Regions from separate parts of the Mus musculus genome. Here all the other regions are linked to region 1. A link is a loop called in an ENCODE intact Hi-C map of the cell type or tissue named here. Cell type or tissue: left cerebral cortex. All regions are shown on one strand. Links, peaks and the distances in the headings refer to the core of each region. The heading gives the core; the rest is flanking DNA.

Region 1 (6,230 bases), core at 684-5,683:
ATAGATAGATAGATAGATAGATAGATAGATGTAAGGACAGAATTTCTGGCTGCCTTGAAGTGAAACATGATTAAAATTTAAAAACCTAATTTTATTGAATACTGAAGAACTCTAGTGGCCACTGTCCCCTAATCTCTTCCACAATTAACTGTGAAGCACGCAACAGGATTACAAAGATTAAGCGTACATCTTAACAATGTTTTTCTTTCACTGGAAAAACACTCTTAACTTTCTATAGATTCTCCTACCTTCCAACGCTGCTTCTTGGTATGAGAACTCAGTTATGGACTGGGGCCTCTGGTGGGCAATGACTGGACGGATTTGCATGTTCTGTGTCCTGCACAAAGCCCCTTTATGGCCTTGCTGCCGTGAAGATTTGCTGTCTTCTCCCTGATCCTTAGCCACCTGCCTTCATTCCTGCTCACAGTAATGTGTACCTTGTCCCTCTCCCACCCACATCGAGGCTTTGATGCCTGCCCCCTTTGAGCCCACACGAAAGCCAGTGATTAGTAGGTGACCTCCTCAAAGAAAAGCTCTTCCTGTCCCAAGTGACTTCTATCCCAAAAGAGTCACAGTTGCCAGGTGCCCTGGCCCACTTGCACTTCACTGATTGGTGTGCTTTAATTAAGCATTGCAGCCCAGGGTGATTTGGGGGCCATAAGGAAGGAGGGAGTTGATGTCTCCACCCTAGAAGTGGAAGGTTGTTATTCGCACCTGGTGTATACTTGAATGGTTCATGCATACCTGAATTTCTCTTTAAGGGTTTACTTTAGGTGCTTGGGAGTTTGGCTTCCTACAAGTTCAAAGGCAGCCATCAGTCCAGATGGAGACCGTTGTGAAATGATCAACCCCACCCCAGTAATGTTTCTCTGTGGGTTTTTTAACCTGGCATTGTCAGCTCACAGAACCCCTAATAGAAAATAAGTGAACCACAATAGACTTCTTTTAAATGACTCAAATCAACACAGGAGACACAAAACAACAACCACACACTTCACAGGTGACCTCATTTTCTAAATAAGGCCTAAATAACTTTTCAGAGACCGTCAAACACCACAGCAGGAACCATTTCTTACCACCACTTCAACTGCCAGGTAAGACCCTGAAAATTTGCATCATACATACAAAAATAGACAATCACAAACCCAGCTTAATGGGGCAAATGATGCTCTCTTCCTGTATTTGTGGGAGGTCCCATTACCACAGTTGGTCTGTGGGATACTCCAAGGACAGTACTGTGTCTGGGGCAGAGAGTTGGCTTCAAAAAAAGGAAGAAGAAAAGCTTTGAAATACCAACAAACTATCTCACTTATAATAATGAGAGGAGATAAAGACATCATCAAATATATCCCAGAGCCACTGGGAACCATCTTAAGCTGAGATCAAGTCAATTTAAATCAAAGTCATCAAGGATGAGTCAACAGTCACCACTGGCAGATAGAATTGAGTGCAGGCTTCCCAATTTTGCTTCTCTGGAGCCTTTTAGACACTTTGTGTGAAGTTCAGTTGTAAAATTAGTAAACAACAGCTTGGCATGTTGTCTTTCTGTTCACTAGTTGTATTTGTGCAGGTAGGTGTGCACACGTATGTATGTAAATATGAAGGCCAAACGTCCATGACATGTGTTTTCTTTAGTGGCTCTTCACCTTATTTTTGAGACAGGGTCACTCATGAACCTGGAGGTCCCAAGTTCTGCCACACCAGTTGGACAGTGTGCTTACTCTTGCTTCTGCTCTCCTCATGCTGGGATTACAGCCATGACTGCTATGTCCAGCTTTTGGCATGGCTCTTGGAAACACAAATTCAGTTCTTCATGTTTGCACAAGTATTTTACAACCGAGCCCCTGTTGCCTGTCCTCTATCATTTTAAATCCAACTTCCATCTCTCACTGTGAGCAGTGTTTCAGAAACGGTAGCAGCACTTGCTATTTGAGCTTACATTAGTAATCAGAGCAGATTCTCAGTCATCAATTTTGAGATATTGATACAAATTACTATTGCCTGTGAAAAATGGAAATTTGGGGAAACAACTTCCTGGATCAAGGAATGGAACGTTAGAAAAAAGCCAGTCCTAAAACACTATCCTGCAAGCCCATCTGCTTGGGAGACTAGGGAAGAAAGACTGTAACTTCAAGGCCATTCTGACCTGTAGAAGGAGTTTAAAGTCAGTCGGGGCAATTTGGTAAGATCCTTTGTCAAAATAAAAATTAAAAAGAAGGCTAGAGATATCTCAGTGACAGAAGTCCTTGTTTAGCAACCATGAGACCTTGGATTCCATTACCAATATGGGTAAGGAAAAGATAAATGATTATATGCACGTAAAAACGTGTTATTTTTAATTTCAACTTTCTAACAGGTCTGAATGATAAGTGAGACAAATTAGCAATTAACAAGTCTGTCTTGCAAATAGACATACGTATAGCCAAGAAATATACAAAAATGTGAAAGAACACTATATTCATAACCAAATAATTTAATTAGATTTGTAGCTTGATGGCAATTGTTGTTCCCTGATGATTCTCTTCCTTCATGCCACTTCTGTTGAAGTGTTCCCCATGACAGAACAGCGCATCAGTGGCAAACAATGAAAGGACATGTGTATGAAAGGGCCACAGTGACTAAGACACAGACTGCTTTCCTCTGGCAGAGATGCTAATGTCCATTCCAGAAGTGAGCATTCCAGAAGCCTGTACAACAAAGTACTGAGTTTCTTTCTAGCTGCCCTGGAAGCTGTTGTACCCCGTAAGAGAATGAGAGAGCAGTTGAGAAAACTGTTCATGGAAAACACTAAACCAACAACAAAACAGAGCCCCTAGCACTGTAAGAAGAGTGGTGGGGCTCAAGCTAAGGAGAGCTTTCTTGAAGATGCCCTCATCTCTCCCCAGCTCCTTTCATGCCATTTCCTGCGATTCCCTAAGGACCAGTCCAAGCCAAGCATGGGAAACAAAAAAAAAAAAAAAAAAAAAACAGCTTCTGACTTGTGTTAGGAGCTGGAGGAGCATCAGCTTCTCTAAATATTTGAGGTCTCCCTGGCCGCTAAGTTAATGATTAAATCCCTAGGACATTGAACTGAGTTCCTTCAAAACAGCAATGCCAACTGTTAAACACAGAACATTTAAATCACGATGCAGAGCATTCTTTCAGTTTTTTTCTAATGAGTTATATAAATCTCTCTCTCTCTCTCTCTCTCTCTCTCTCTCTCTCTCTCTCTCTCTCTCACACACACACACATACACACACACACACACACACACACACACACACACAAATTCTGGTCCTAAAGACCATCCCATTGTTGCAAAGGCAGGTAAATTGTGGGCCATGAGGCCTTTGGACTTAACTCTTAAGCACTTTTTTTCCTCTTCTCTGTGCTCAGAATTAATTGGTTGCTACATACACTAATTAGCCTTATTAGGCTTTCAGAAGGTTTCCTATTACACATGGAAAATTTTTTTCTCAATGGCAATTTAGATTCACACATATAATTATTGGAAGTAAATGGTTGTTGATCTAGATTGCAAAACGAAGAAGAACATAGGTTGGTGGAGAAGTGGAAATGTTGATTCTAGTTGTTTTAGCTTCAGTTTGCTAACATTGAAGAACTTCAAAAACTTGTAGATTGTAGGGCTGAAATGATGGTTCAACATTGCGAATATGTTCTGCTCTTTGAGAGACCCTGGTTTGCTTCTCAGCACCCACATAGTGGCTCACAACCATGTAAAACTCCAGTTCCAGGGGATCTGATGCCCTCTTCTGGTCTCCTCAAGTACCAAACACACACATGGCACACAAAATACTTAAACACATAAAATAAATATTTTTTTAGTGGAGGTAATGTTCTGTCTCCCTTCACACTGCCCCCTCCCCAGAATTCTGAGTTATTTAGGAGATGAAACCAGAGGAGTAAGAGTAAATACTCACAATAAACATTTTAAATCGTATTCTTCTCTGAAACAAAAAAAGGTCACGTGCAAGAAGCTGATTCCACTAACAACATACACGAGTTTCTAGAATCTGCAGAAAAGCCTTCTTAGTTATTATTTATTTTACTACATACTGTCTGACTCTGAGAATAAAGCTAAGTGATTTTTGCAAAGAATTAATTTTCAGAAAAATCAAGTAAAAGCGGATGACTTAAAAGAAAAATGGTTATCACAAAATGGTTCTTCCAGGTATTTCCACTAACTCAACACCTGTGTAGAATATGTTCAATATCCTGTTTGATGACAAAATAGCTTTCTAAATTAAGACTTCACTTTTCTCCATGTCTTGAAATTTATCTCAAGCTATAAAATTGAGACTATAATCACATGAATTTGATAGCTGTAATCCTAAACCATTCATCCACTCACTGACTGAAGAAGGGTCTTCATAATTAAAACTAATAAAATCTCAGGATTCACAGTGTCCGTGAAGGGCACCACTCCTATGTAAAGCCAACAAGGAGCTTGCAAATTAAGCAAAGAGAAAGGCATAGGAGGAATGTCAAAGAAGAGGCATGGGAAAAAGCATGGATGTATGGAAGCTTTCACATTTAAATAGCTATCCTAGAACTGTTTTAGTTGCATAGGAAATGGAAAGTAACTGTAGCAAAACTTTTCAATATTTATTTATGAGTGAATCCTAGTCTTGAGAAAGGCATCTCCAATCACTATCACTAGTAGAGTTGCGTATAGTATAGTTGCATACAGTATAGTATAGTATAGTATAGTATAGTATAGTATAGTATAGTATAGTATAGTATAGTATAGTATAGTTGCATTTGTATAGTTAGTAGAAATACACACATGCTGAAGGAGTTGTAGAATTTTACAGAAAGATGACTGGATATAGCTCTTTAAAAATGATTATTGAAGCCAGACGTGGTGGTGCACACCTTTAATCCCAGCACTGGGGGACATAAGCAGACAGATCTCAAGGCAGAGTTCAAGGTTAGCCTGGTCTAGAAAACCAGTTCTAAAAGAGTCAGAGCTACACCGAGAAACCCTATCTTGGGGGAAGGGAGGGAAAGCTGGTTGAAATTTTCAGTATGTGGAGAGTTCTAGAATATAATGCATCACACAGGCCCATGCTATTCTGTTGCTGTTCGAACCTTTAAACCTATGTTTAGTTTGGTGCCCAGAAATCTCTGTACATTTACAGTTCTAAATTCAGTAAGTGTCACCGTTTTCAGAATGCAGCTAGCCTTTGGAATCTGGCTGCCTCGTGCGTGAGCAGAAGGCTCAAGGACAGGAATGATGACAAGCTTCCCCACTCTGTTCCCACGCAGCAGCGCTCGCCCACAGGCCACAGGAAAAGCCAGCACTGCATGTCACTAGAGTTTATATGTCTGTCCTCTCCCATTATCCACGGGGGATACATTCCAAGACTCCAGTGGACTCTAGGGAGAGCACTAAACACTACGCACACTGAATAGTTCCTATATATGTAGATCTAGAGCAAAGGTTGACTTATAAAGCATTCCGGTAGTAGACTAATAACAACCAATGATAAAGCAGAAAAGCTGCAAAACAAAAGCTGCGACTCCTGGTCACTGAGACCATGGTAAGCCAAACTGGATAACTGAGGGGCCAATGAGTTATGACCTAGTCATACAAAACAACTCAAAGTTCTAGAAAATATTACTTTCATAGTACAAATAAATAAAACACAATTCTATTTAAAAACACTCCAATACTCCTGTCAGAAGCCTTCCTGGCCCATTGCATACACCCAGTAAGTATTCTCATTGCCATCAAGTATAAATCCAAATAGAAAATATAAAGAATAAAGACATTGGCCAGGGCATCTCTTCGAGGCAAAGCTGTACACAGCAGGTCTTCTTCCTCCAAGACAGTATGATGGTAAAATAAAGGGAAGGAATGGTCAGAGTGCTCCGTTTCTCTGAAGAATTATTTGAAAGGGACTTAGAAAAGACTAATTTTATTTTCTATTGCGTCCCATACACCACCACCTTGAAGTTTAATAAATATAAATATACAAGTGCATTTTAGAAATCTGATCAAAAAGAAAAAATAACAAAAGTGATTTCAATAGTCTATCATGGGCAGCCAACTGGCCATGATTTAAGGTGCAAATCTTGACTTCAAAAAGTTCATTACCTAAGAAACTTATAAAATGTATGGAAGTAATTATAGTAAAATCACAACCTTAAGTTTATCTAGTTTCTCTCAAATGCATTGTTTAGTCAAACCCTTAAAATGCTTAAATTTCTTTTGGTTGTAGAATGT
Region 2 (6,230 bases), core at 781-5,780, 82 kb before region 1:
TTGTACATATAATGCTAATTTTTATTTAAGTTGTAAATTAGATGTTGAGCTTGGGCAGAGATAGTTTAGTGGAGAAAGGTGGTGGCTGCCATGCCTAAGTACCTGAGGTCTCTCCTTGGAATCTGCACACATTATTGAGAGAGGACCAACTCCTTCATCTTACATCCTTCTCTGGTGTCCCGTGAGCACATGAACTGGTCTCACAGCCTCCCTCCCCTGACACAGACACACACACAGAGAACATTTCTTTAAAGAAATGTTATGTTTATCTTGCAGTAAATCCTCCTCATGATATCACATTTATCTTTATAATCACATGGAAAAATTCCTTTACAATGTGTATAGAATAAATAGCTACGAAGATATAAACTAAAATCATATCTTACAGATGTTGGGATCTGAGAAATGATTACATGAGTAATGAAAATGTTTGAACATGAGAAATAAAAAAAAATGGTCATTACATATTTGAATATTGAACCTAAGTGGTCATTTACTCCCTAGCACTTTTTTTTTGTATTTCTTTACCAACAGTATAGATTATAAGAGCCAGATTGGGGGGTGGGGGGGTTGTCTGGTTTGTTGATTGTTCGTTTGTTTGTTTGTTTGCTTAGTTAGTTGCAATGTGTTCACCTCTTCATTGTAACAAGAGCTTTAAAATATCTGTTTTTGAGCAATATCTTAAGTGATCCAGTAACTTACACAAGAAAATATGTTACATAAGCAATGAAAAACTTAAGTCAACAACAACCACTGTAGGGTTCTTTCATTTCCCCCACCAGAGCAAAAGCCCATTGGACTAAAGTCCTTATATTGAATTAAGCCACTGTGCTCATTTGATCAGTTACCACTGCATTATTTTGAAGTTAACTAAATGGGCATCAAAATTTTAATTTCAAATATTAAAATAGTCAGAAGCTAGGGCTCCTTTGCTTCTCTCATACAACATACACACACAAACATACACACATACTCATAATTGTTTTTAATGAGTAGTTACTAAATATGTGTCCTATTTCAGCTGCCTTTAAGTCCTGGTCCAAGTCTCTATAGGCAACTGCAGTATAAAACAACTGCAAGATTCATGAGAACAGCTCACAGGAAGCCTCACCTTGTCATGTTATCAAGTGCAGACAGTAGCCTTGAATTTCCTAGCAAATATAGAAGATAACAGTGTAGCTCCGCCTCCAGACATATCTAGAAAATCTGAATACTCAATCAAATAAAATTACTGCTTCCTTCAGTGCTGTCAATCATGTTGTCACCTAATGATAACTAATCAACTTGAGAGAGTACTTGCAAATCAAAAATCACAATATGTGGTCTAACACAGGCAGAGACACAAATATACTGACAGATTTCATGGGGATTCAAAAATCTCTTTGAATTTTCCAAAATAAAAATCTCATTTTATTTTTATGATATTTGCGGTACATTTATTTTCTGAGAGTCACATAAAAGCTGTCAGCACTCTAGAGCTATTCTTATCCCATGTCTGATATTGAACAGCTTGAAAGGCGAGGATTGTGGTGCATGGGTAAAAGGGCCTGCCTAATATGTGTGGGGCCCTAGGTTCATCTCTATATTGAGCAAAAGAGACAGGCAAACAAAAAATCAGTGTTGAATATTACTAAGGTCCCATTTTAAGTCATTTTTCATGTGTTATAATACCTGTGAATATGAATAATATAAAAAGATTCAGTAATGTTTGAGAAACACCATAGTTTAAGGTGACAAATGCCTTACTATAAAATTCTTCTTAATTAAGTGGGCCTGTGCTGACTTACCCACTAGAGCAGGTGGCACTCAGAAGCTCTGAGATCAAGAAGGTGCATAAACTCCCATGGATACAATGTTTAACAGCCTTTAACCTGTTCTAGTTTACTGCTTGCCACAGAAAGACCCTTCGTATGATGAATAGATGGATATGATGGATATGATGGATATGATGGATATGATGGATATGATGCACAAGAGGAGAAGAATCCTAGCTGACAGTGAAGGTGAGTTCCCTTCTAAGACAACGGTGCTCAGATTAGCATGTGAAATAACAAGGTTGATCCATGTACTTATGATAACTGTAGAGTGTGCACTAGGTTTCCTGACACAGGCTGTCTCATTCCAAGAAGGAGGTACTTAAAACAACCTGTTCCTTTAGAAAGTGCTTTATTTACTTAAAAAAATCTGGATGTATAAAATACTTGATCCCAATATAAAAGTTACAGACCCCAGAGTCTAAGGAGTTGTGTTCACCTCTAAAGTTCACCCATGACAGGACATATTTATACCTAACTCATTTCCTAACTTTTCATTCAAAGTCAGATTATTTTAAAAAGTCTTACAGGAAATCTATTTTCATTGCCTTGCTTCTAGGTTCAAAAAGAACTCCCAACAGACACTCAAAGCAGGACATACAGAAAAAGAACTGATAGTGGTAAATTCAGACCATAGCAGTCAGTCCTGAAGGACCGGATCATGGCCTGAAGAACACTGGTCGTCAATTCTAGCTCTACCAAACAAGATTCTGGACTTCCTGCCAGGAGAACATAGAGTGTTGTTACTCTTTGTGCTGGAGAACAGTTTAACTTTAAGGTCCTCAGATTCCTATACATATTCTTGCATCTCATATATCTAATTATATCAAACTGAATTCAAGGTAAAATGGGCTTCCAAGAAAAGCGTGCCTCATTCCTGAGAGAGAGAGAGACAGGATGGAAGGGATAGCATAGGGAGAAGAGTTGGCTCCCTGCCTGCTGGAATCTGGCTGTTGCTGCTTGGCTCAGCCCACTCTTTTTGTAAAGAGTGTTCTTGAATTCTTCTTTTGAGGAGCAGAAAAGAAAAGAAAAAAAAAAGAATGCTTTTGAGGTGAAGACCAGAAGAAACTTGTGACTATCCATAACATTAATTCCAAAATATACCTGCTCCCAACACACGCACACACACACACACACACACACACACACACACACCACGACTCATCTATTTAGGTATATTTCTGGAACATGACTGTGTAAAACAGTAGTTGTCAAAGCTAATGGGATGATCATTATTATTAGGCTTTCAAATAATGATGCCCACACAGGACCAGTTGTTCAGAAGGAATCACCACTACCGTTCAGCAGGGTTTTATCACGGGCTACGTGAACGCTGTGAGTAGCGTGTCTCCTAAGGGATGAATCTGCTCTGATGTAAGTACTTTTACAAAGTCTATAACTAGAATTTGATCTATCGATGAATAGATGTCCCAATGGCATAAAGTGTGCAGATAAACACTCTGGGAACGATGTGTTCATTGTCTGAGACCGGGGCAGAATCCTGCAGCAGGGCCACAGAGTCTACTACAGAATCAGAGGGGCAGAAAACAAATGAATGAGTGATTTTCAGAGATGTACAGTGTTTGAGTCATTTTCTCTATCAACTGAAAGGTCATGAAAGTCAGTAAACAGATTTATCAGAAATTGTTTCCTTGTCACATGAAGGGTGGTAATGGGGGTTAAGAATTGAAATATATCTTAGGAAAAAGTCTAGAATACTCACACTCAGGAGAGTAATATGGGCTAATGAGAGAGAGAGAGAGAGAGAGAGAGAGAGAGAGAGAGAGAAGGAGGAGGAGGAGGAGGGAGGGAGGGAGGGAGGGAGGGAGGGAGGGAGGGAGGGAGGGAGGGAGGGAGGGAGTGTCTTGACTCCCGTTGTCGGATGTAAGCAGATTGGCTCCATATATGCGAGGTTTAAAAACTCCATGTGATCAGACCCTAAAGCAAATACATATGACATGGAAATAGGAGGGGGCCTTAGAGGGGAGAAAGGAAGCTGCAGAATGCAGGGAGGGCAACAAGGACCACATGTGAGGATAACGGTGTGACTGTGAGCAAAGTCCAAGGTGTGAGTCGGGGTGCCATTGTGAACCCCATTACTCTGTATGGCAATTTTTGAGATCATGATAATATTTAACAGAAATATAGGTTTTGATAAAGTGATAGAGAATTTTACAACTAGTTATTAGAGCTAACAAAATAAAAAGTGAACATTTTTGGATCTGTTGGTTTAATTACCAAGAGTTAATAAAGAGACTGAAGAGATGCTCCGGTGGGAAAAGAATTTGCTATGCAAGAAAATAAGACTTGCATTCAAACTTCCAGGAACTATGTAAAAAAAAGCTGGGTGTTGCTGTGCTTATGACCCCAGTACTGTAGGGACTGGGGACAGGAGGATTATTAAGACTTGTTCACTGCCAGTAAGGTTCAGTAAGAGACCCTCTCTCAAGAAAATATGGTGGAGAATAACACAGAAGGAGGCTCTATTCTCTCCTCTAAACACACATGCATGGCACACAAGTACATACACACACACACAAGTACACACATATGGACATACATACATACACACAGAGAGACACAAACAGACAAACAGATACACACACATAGACAACTTAACCACACAACACACACACACCACTAAACCAGACAGACAGACAGGCAGGCAGGCAGGCAGACAGACAACAGAACTAAACTAGAAGGACAAAAGTTAATATCATAAGAGGCTTTGGGCTTCAGTTGTGCAATGATGTTGAGCCCCTGGTACACACTGACCATATTCAAATTTTTCTCTGCCTATTTGTATCAAGTACTTTTCTGAACATTCAGCTTTCTGTTCCACATGTCAAAGCTGTTATGGCCAGGAAGTTCCACACTCCTAATTACTAAAGATAAACGTTAGTAATGGAGTAAGGATATACCTCTCTCCATCCTAACCCAGAGAAAAACAATCTTTCAACTCCAAGAGACAATCAGGAAAACAACAACAACAACAACAACAAAATGACAGATGGCATTGTCTGTAACCTCAACCCCCTGACTCTCGCTTTACTGTTGTGGAGGGAAATAACATGATATGCCTGACAATTAGAACCACAGGTGACATTCATTCTGCATTCAGTGCCAGCCAGGACTTTGCATCTATCTCACATTTGTAGCGACTCTACGAACCAAGTGTTACTACCGCTAGATTAGAGGTGAGATACAGGGCCACGGGGAGGTTAAGTCACAGACTCAACCTCACAGAACACAAGCAGAAGGAAGCAGCGGTTCTTAGCTGCTGGACCACAGGCAGACGCACAGTCTCCGTTCCCAGTATTGCACTACTGGGTTGTGACACTTACTTTGCCCCTGTGCTTTGTTCCCCTTGGTGATGCTGTTATTTTGCTCTTCTCTGAAAAGATGCCCCCTGCCCCATTTTGTTATTGTTGTGATGGTGGTGGTGCACGTTTCTTTCCCTTTTTGCCTGTGCTAGAGATAGAACCATAATGGCTCAAACCTGTAGCCTAGTGTTCCCCACCCCCACTGAGCAATACAGGATGGCTGATTGCTTACCTAGGCGCCCTACTTTACCTAAACCAAGGCTTTATGTTTTAAAAGATTTCAATTTTTCATTATTTTCGTAAGAGTGTTTTCTCATCATTCTGTATTATCTGGGAAAAAATAATCTAGTTTTTTAAATGGACAGGAGCCTACTCTAAATCTTCAAAACACAGCTTTACTTGGGTGTACCTCTGTTTAAAAATCCAAATTCCTGCTGCCCAAACCAATAAAACTTCTTCCTGCTATGAAAGAGAAAGGAATTCTGTTTGGGTCCAACCAGTTGGATTATTCTGTTGATACAATTAAAAGTTCTGGGAACATTGTGGCTCCTGCCCATCACCCAGTGAACTTGGCTCCACTGTCTCGCACTATTGATACTCCTAAGTTTTGAGTTCATTCTTTCGATCCAAATCATACATAAGACAATTAGTCTCCAAGGAGAAGAGTCATGGTATTTCTAACAGTCTGGAGCTAGAATGAAGACACCCACTAGTGACAGGGGAATAAATGGAAAGTTCAGATTCAGCTGAGTTTGTTGGAAGCCATGAAGACATACCTTACTTACAAGGTGGCTCCTGTTTAAAAAAAAAGAAAAAGAAAAGGAAAGACATAAAGAAACAAACGCTACTTCAGAACAGAGGTTAGCCGGAGTTATAAAAATACTAAACAGTGCTCAATGTAAAAAGCAGATGGGTAACATCACACGATGACTCCTGTTAACCCTCTATTGTCTTCCTGCTTTATACATACATACATTTGCATATATATAATTTAGGATTTGTGCTGTGAATCTGGGATTCTGACACCCACTTTATTCTATTTCCCTGAATATGTCCCCACCCACTCATTTAACAACAAATGTTGGATGCACAA
Region 3 (6,230 bases), core at 487-5,486, 60 kb before region 1:
GTAACTCTAAAATCAGTGCTGTCATTGTTGGCAGCTAGTACCTCTTTTGTTAATAAAATGGTGTTTAACTTCAACCATTAGAAAGTCATGACTTGTTCGCTCAAGTGAATGTGACTATGATGTGATGGGTTGTTGTGTAATTCACTAGAGGCCTGACACTCTCCCTTTAAAGTAGAACTGTATGTTGTGAACAACATATGATGTATACAGAATAGTATTGAACATGTAGCAGGCATGCAGTAAAGGTCAATAGCTTTTGATACCATAGGTATTATTGATTGCCACTCCATGGATATGATATATCTAATTTACTCTTTAGAATGAGTTAGTAAATTTGCCCAGGATCTACTGTTCAATCATGTATTCACTGAATGTTAATTTGTTGCATATTATGCATCAAGGCTAAGTCAGCTAGCAGTAGACTCTTTTTTACTAACAGTAACTTCTAGTGTCTACGTTTTAGTTTATTGTGAGTTGATTCACATAAGTCAATGCTAATCTTTCACCCCTAGGTTAACTTCAAACTTCTCCTCATCAGTCCCTTATTCTCCCTTTGTTGCTAATGCTTCCTGTTCCAACATGAGGTGCTTGCTTGCATTCCTGCATATTGATAAACTTTTAGCAGTGGGCACTGAAGAGATGGCTCAGTGGTTAGAAACACTGACTGCTCTTCCAGAGGAGCCCGGTACAATTCCCAGCACCCACATTGGGTGGCTCACAAGCTTTTGTAGCTCCAGTTTCAGGGGATCCAATATCCTCTTCTGGACTTCACAAGCACAAGGCATATACATGATACATAGACATATATGCAGGCAAACATATACGGACATAAGATAAAAAATAATACCAATAATAGTAAAATGTAAGATTTTAGCAGTGAATGAAATTTGTTAATAAGGCTCTAGTGCTTTTTATATATATAGACATGGAAATCTCACTAAAAGCACAACTGTTTGAGAAAGAAAACAACTGTGTGTTTAGTATCCAAATGGCTAACTGTAAAGAACTTGAATAACATCTTTTGGCAAACTCCTTGCTGTCTTGGATGAGAGACTTCCTTCTCAGTTCCCTAATAACGTAGTTCTTTTTGCTCTCTACTTTCCTCCCCAGCCTCCATGGGACCAATTACACACTTTCCCTTCTTTCTCAAAGACAATATTATTCCATAAATTCTCCAACAAGCCTTTTCCCCCAGGGGCAGAGACACTCTTCACTCAGCCCCTCAATGGCTCTGCACATCCACCAAGGTTCAAGGACTCATTTCAGACCAGCCATCATCCAGCACCCTGAACAGAGAACTTCCTAAGGGTGTGTGCTCACACACACACAGGCATGTGTGCATCCTATGACCTGCTTCTCTAAATTTTGGACTCTCACCCTGTCCTTAAAGACCTTTCATTTCTGATGGAGAAAGCTGAGAAGGAAGAGAGTATGGGACAAAAGACAATTGTCTATGTCATGCTTATCAGAACACCACACAAAATATACATAATCCATCATGCCTCTGACATTCTCATCTAGGAAACTAAATTATAACCTGGACTGTTGAGATTAGATAGAACCTCTCTCTCTCTCTCTCCCTCTCTCTCCCTCTCTCTCTCTCTCTCTCTCTCTCTCTCTCTCACACACACACACACAGAGAGACAGAGACAGAGAGACAGAGAGAGAGAGATTTAGCTTTGAATCATGTTTATTATCAGTGTGATGGCTGTTTCTTACAATGGAACTGCCAAATTATCTTTACTATATGCATTTCCTTAATCTCTAGGAGCTGGCTCCCCACAATTGGAATTAGTTAGCATTAAAAACAAGATTATCTTTTTTTTTTCTGTTCTGTTTCTTATTCCAGGAGACAAAAAGGCCAGAATTAGGGTACTCCATTCCACCTTTGGAGAAGAAAGAAGTAGAGAGAGGGAGAGAGTTAGAAAACTTCTTCAGAGGGGAGAAAAGATTCTTTAAAGTCGTCAGAAGAAGAACAAAAATGAAGAATCTGAGTGGGCAAAATCTCAGTTACTGCTAAAAGGCCAAGTGGCTTCCAATGGCACAAAGAAACTAACCACGGAAGAGGGTGACAAACAGGAGTGGCAGCTTTACCTCCTCATACCCCACCAGCATCCGGTTGTAGTTCCCACAAGAACCATGTTGAGAGCATGTTTGATCAAGGCTCCCAACATCAGCGATAAAGGTGGAATTCTATAGAAATTTACAAGCAAAACCTGGTTAGCTTCCTCTACTCTTCCTTTAAGCTCGCAACTGCTGCTCACTCGGGACCTGCCTGGGGTAAACTTGTGATGCCATCTTCCTCAACTGAAGCCAGTGATTAGGTCAGCCCTTACGTATCCAAACTTAACTCCTGAATGCCTCTGCATAATCTCTTTTCTGATTCTCTCTCTTAACAATTCCCACTCCTGAAATTTCACAGCGAGCCCTTTAATCACGACCAGCCTGACCAGTAGCATCTCTCTGTGCTAAATGTCTTCCCAGAATATTCCTCTAAACCTCATTCTAGCTGAATCCTGATGATACAGCTTCCTTGATGCTGCCAGAGCATGATCGCTTACACGCCCCCATCCTACCCACTGTGCTTGCTTATTACTCTGTCTTCCAAACTCTTCCTTTTCCTTCATAAGCCTCCTTGTGAGTTCTGCCTGTGTTCCCCTGGCTCTCATTCTTCATCCTCTGAAGACTATAACTTCACTGCCACACTCTCCCACTCACACACTCATGGGCTTACCAAAATAATTTAAGGTTCCAGAATTCTTGTCTGCCAATGACACATCCTTTCCTTTACCTCATATACTCACTCCAAGATCACACCCTAGCCATTTCAAAACAGAACTTTCTTCCAAAATCTGTTTTGCCACTTAATTCCCTGACCGCCACTCGTCCGATGCCAGGAATCCTTCCACCGCTGACACCTAGAATCCATCCGCTTACCCCAGTGTCCTCTGTCTATTAGGCACAGTTTCTGCGCATGCTCTGCGGAACGATGTGCATGTTTTCTCCCATGTATCCTAAGTTTGCTGGCATTTCTCTAGCTTAGCCATACATGCTTGCTTAAACAGCATTCCCAATCACAAGCAATGCTATCCTCTGCCTGAACTGGACTGCAGAAAAACATCTACACATGCTACCTAGATTCACTTCAAACCCATGCTCATGACCTCAAGCAGATCCTTAACATGGCTGGGCAATCACAACCATCACAGCGTTAATTTTACGCATTCTTTCTATCTCCTGAATAGGTCATTTCACACCTTCTCTCTCCATAACCTCTATCACCTCTCTCCTATAACTCAGCGAGGAACTTTGACTCATTGCACTGAACAGAAAGAAGGCAGTTAAAAGCTCCCACCTCACACCCAGCTTTCAGCCCCATCTCCATTCTACTTCCTGATACTTTTCCCACATGCCCTTTCTCTCTTTCACTATCTACACCCTTAGAAAATGACAACTCTCCATTGTGTACTAGGCCAAATCACTTTATCAGTTAATGAAGGAGCCCTTGGTCATTCTCCGTTCTCTTTAGTTTCTACCTGTCTCCTTAAATCACGGATCTCTTTTCTTTCCCTGCTGATATTTTCCAGTTATGAAACTGAAGTGCTATTGCTCCTTTTACTTAAACAGAAATGCCTTTTTTGAACCCGTTTCTTCTTCCAGTTACTCTCTTGTCTCCTCTGTGCTTTATAAAATGGGTCCTTGGAGGAATATTATGTCTGTCCATTGTCCAGTAAGTGAACTCCATCTGACTCCACTCCACCCTCCACTGAAATTATTCTAATGAATTCATCTCTTATTACCACATGCTCTAGATATTATTCAGCTCTTCGGATTATTTGGCCAAGAGTATTTCACAAAGTTGACCATTTCATAGATCCAAAAATAACTTTTTTATTTGGCCTCCATGGCACAAATCTCTCCGGGTTTCCCTCCTACATCTTTGTGCGCTCTTGCCCACTCTCATGTCCCTGAGTGCCCTAAGGTTCAGCTATCAAACACCTTCTATTAGTCATAGATACTCATGGATACTTTGATAATCTCATCCAGTTATGTGGATTAAGTATTGTCTATACACTGATTGAACTGAAGTTTCTATCTCTAGTCAAAGCTTCTTTTCTGAACTTCAGACTCATCTGTTCAACTCCCTTATCTTGGGTGAATACGATATAGCAAACTTAAAATTTCAAAATTGGCCTGCTCATCACACAGACCTCTCCACCACAGTTCATGAAAATACAACAGCCACTTCTCTCATGGCAATCACTTCTTCACTCTCCCTTCTGCCATCATCCTGTGCAGAATCCATCTGTAGAGGGCACAAAGTCCTTGTGCTCACAAATAAACACTAGAGAAACCAAGAAGAGATGTAGAACCTGTTTTCTGACCAGAAGGCTGGAAATGGATGTGGTTAGTAAATGGGTGACCTGTGAGCTATCTGTAAAGCCAGGTCAAACCTGGCTCCCCCAGACTGCTATATTTATTTCAGTCAACCTCCCAATACCCTTTTCTTGAGCACTGTTTCTCAGTTAATAGAACCCATCTTTATGGAAAAGGTCACATGTACTTTGAAAAGAAGTTCAATGTAATCATCTTTTAAGTTTTATTATAAACTTAAGATTGAGTTAATTATCACCAGGAAGCACTTTTCCAAAATCATGCTGTACTTGAATGTGCCTAAAATAAACTTCCTGTCTCAGACTCCCAAAGTCTGAACCAACACCAGCTACAGAATAGTGTTGAACAACTTCAATCTTGCCTCATGTGGCCACAGTCTGCATGCCACAGTGTTTGCAGAAACTCCCACAACCACCAACCAACAGCTCTATCTTTAAATTCTACCTGGAAGCCAAGTAGGGTTTGTCGATTCTGCCTGTTGCCCTAGGGCAAAACACCTCATTTGTCTCCTAAAATAATTAAAGCTCTTTTCCTAGGCTGTCCTCCATCCCTTCTGTCTGGGCACTACTACAGAGCCTTAGTCAAGTCAGTTTCTATGACTTCTTTCTTTAAAATTCTCTAATCACCTTTCATTTTATTTAGAATCAAAACCAAAGGTTATTTCCTAAAATAACCTACAAACTCTAACATTGCCTCTCCTCCCCTAACCTTCCCCTATTCTTCTTCTCCCTCATTTTATTTCAGGCAGGCTGACCTCCCTGGTGGTCCTTGGACACATTGCTGTGTTCTGTGGAGCTCTTGCATCAAGACTTATAAAATGGACTCTTTGAGAATAGTGCCCAGCTTCATGCTCAGTTCTGTTGAGTACTTATCGAACAGTGCATCAGCCATGACACACTGCTCTGGTCCCATCCTCTCCTCTCTTGGTGTATGTTTCTTTTCCACGTCCTTTACTGCTTTTGTATTTCCCTTTTATTTATTTTCCTCCTCCTCCTCCTCCTCCTCCTCCTCCTCCTCCTCCTCCTCCTCCTCTTCTTCTTCTTCTTCTTCTTCTTCTTCTTCACCTTCTCCTCCTCCTCCTCCTCCTCCACCTCCTCCTCCTCCTCTTCCTCCTCCTCCTCCTCCTCCTTCTCTTGATATGGGTCTTACTATAGATTTCTAGTTGGCTCTGTATTCACAGATATCCACTTGCCTCTGTCTCCCAAATGCTGAGATTAAAGGCGTGCACTATCACGTCCAGCTGACTCTTCGTTTCCTTGGTCCACATGGATCGGTTACTCTTCCATTGCTGTGAAAAAGCACCGTGACCAAGACAACTTCAAAAGGAATGCATTTAATTAGGCTTATGGTTCCAGAGGGTTAAAGTCTGGATGGTAAAGTGAAGGCATGTTGCCCTGAAGAGCTAAGAGCTCACTTCAACACCCATAAAGAGGAAGTGGAGAGAGGGCACACACCGGGAATGGTGGGAGTCTTTCTCTATCCCATCCCCAACGGCACACTTCCTCCAATAAGGCCAAACTCTTCATCTTTCCCAAACAGTCCTACCTACTGGGTACCACATAGTCACATATTTGACTCTATAGAAGCCATTCTCATTTAGAGCAGAGGTCTTGCTTCTCTCTGACCTACCTCAGCACCAAAACTTTGTTTGAGTGAACAGATGAGCAAGTGCTGTGCCTGACATCAGACTGGAAGAGAAGATGCTGTGGTTGTGACAGCTGAAGCAAGGCTGGAAGACAGGAGGCCGCTGGGAAATCAAGCAATACAGTTTGTGCCCTTGGTCAAAGGAAGAGAGGACTCAAGAGAATTCCCAGAATATAAAGTGTCCTGTTCCA

The links. A loop is a pair of places that touch in the nucleus more often than their neighbours do. Peaks named below come from ENCODE experiments on the same cell type or tissue, not always from the same donor. Only the 100,000 strongest peaks of a DNase experiment are listed, where the experiment ranks them.
Region 2: it touches region 1 in a loop (2.1-fold over the local background); 2 of 42 quality-filtered maps call a loop at or near these places.
Region 3: a loop joins it to region 1, with 1.9 times the contacts of the local background. A loop is called at or near these places in 2 of 42 quality-filtered maps.

The regions. Positions count from the first base shown.
Region 1 is chr3:127,151,031-127,157,260 of GRCm38, forward strand. All of the region lies in intron 1 of Ank2 (ankyrin 2, brain), which reads right to left. Among named protein-coding and RNA genes, the nearest start is that of Gm16958, 7.2 kb to the right of the region's middle. In left cerebral cortex, for the core only: a CTCF peak has its summit at 3,755 (motif pointing left); a DNase peak (open chromatin) is centred at 5,234; H3K27ac peaks cover 1,779 bases.
Region 2 is chr3:127,068,941-127,075,170 of GRCm38, forward strand. All of the region lies in intron 4 of Ank2 (ankyrin 2, brain), which reads right to left. Among named protein-coding and RNA genes, the nearest start is that of Gm25501, 67 kb to the left of the region's middle. In left cerebral cortex, for the core only: no CTCF peak of the experiment used is centred there; a DNase peak (open chromatin) is centred at 2,736; H3K27ac peaks cover 2,057 bases.
Region 3 is chr3:127,091,215-127,097,444 of GRCm38, forward strand. All of the region lies in intron 2 of Ank2 (ankyrin 2, brain), which reads right to left. Among named protein-coding and RNA genes, the nearest start is that of Gm16958, 67 kb to the right of the region's middle. In left cerebral cortex, for the core only: no CTCF peak of the experiment used is centred there; a DNase peak (open chromatin) is centred at 2,617; H3K27ac peaks cover 769 bases.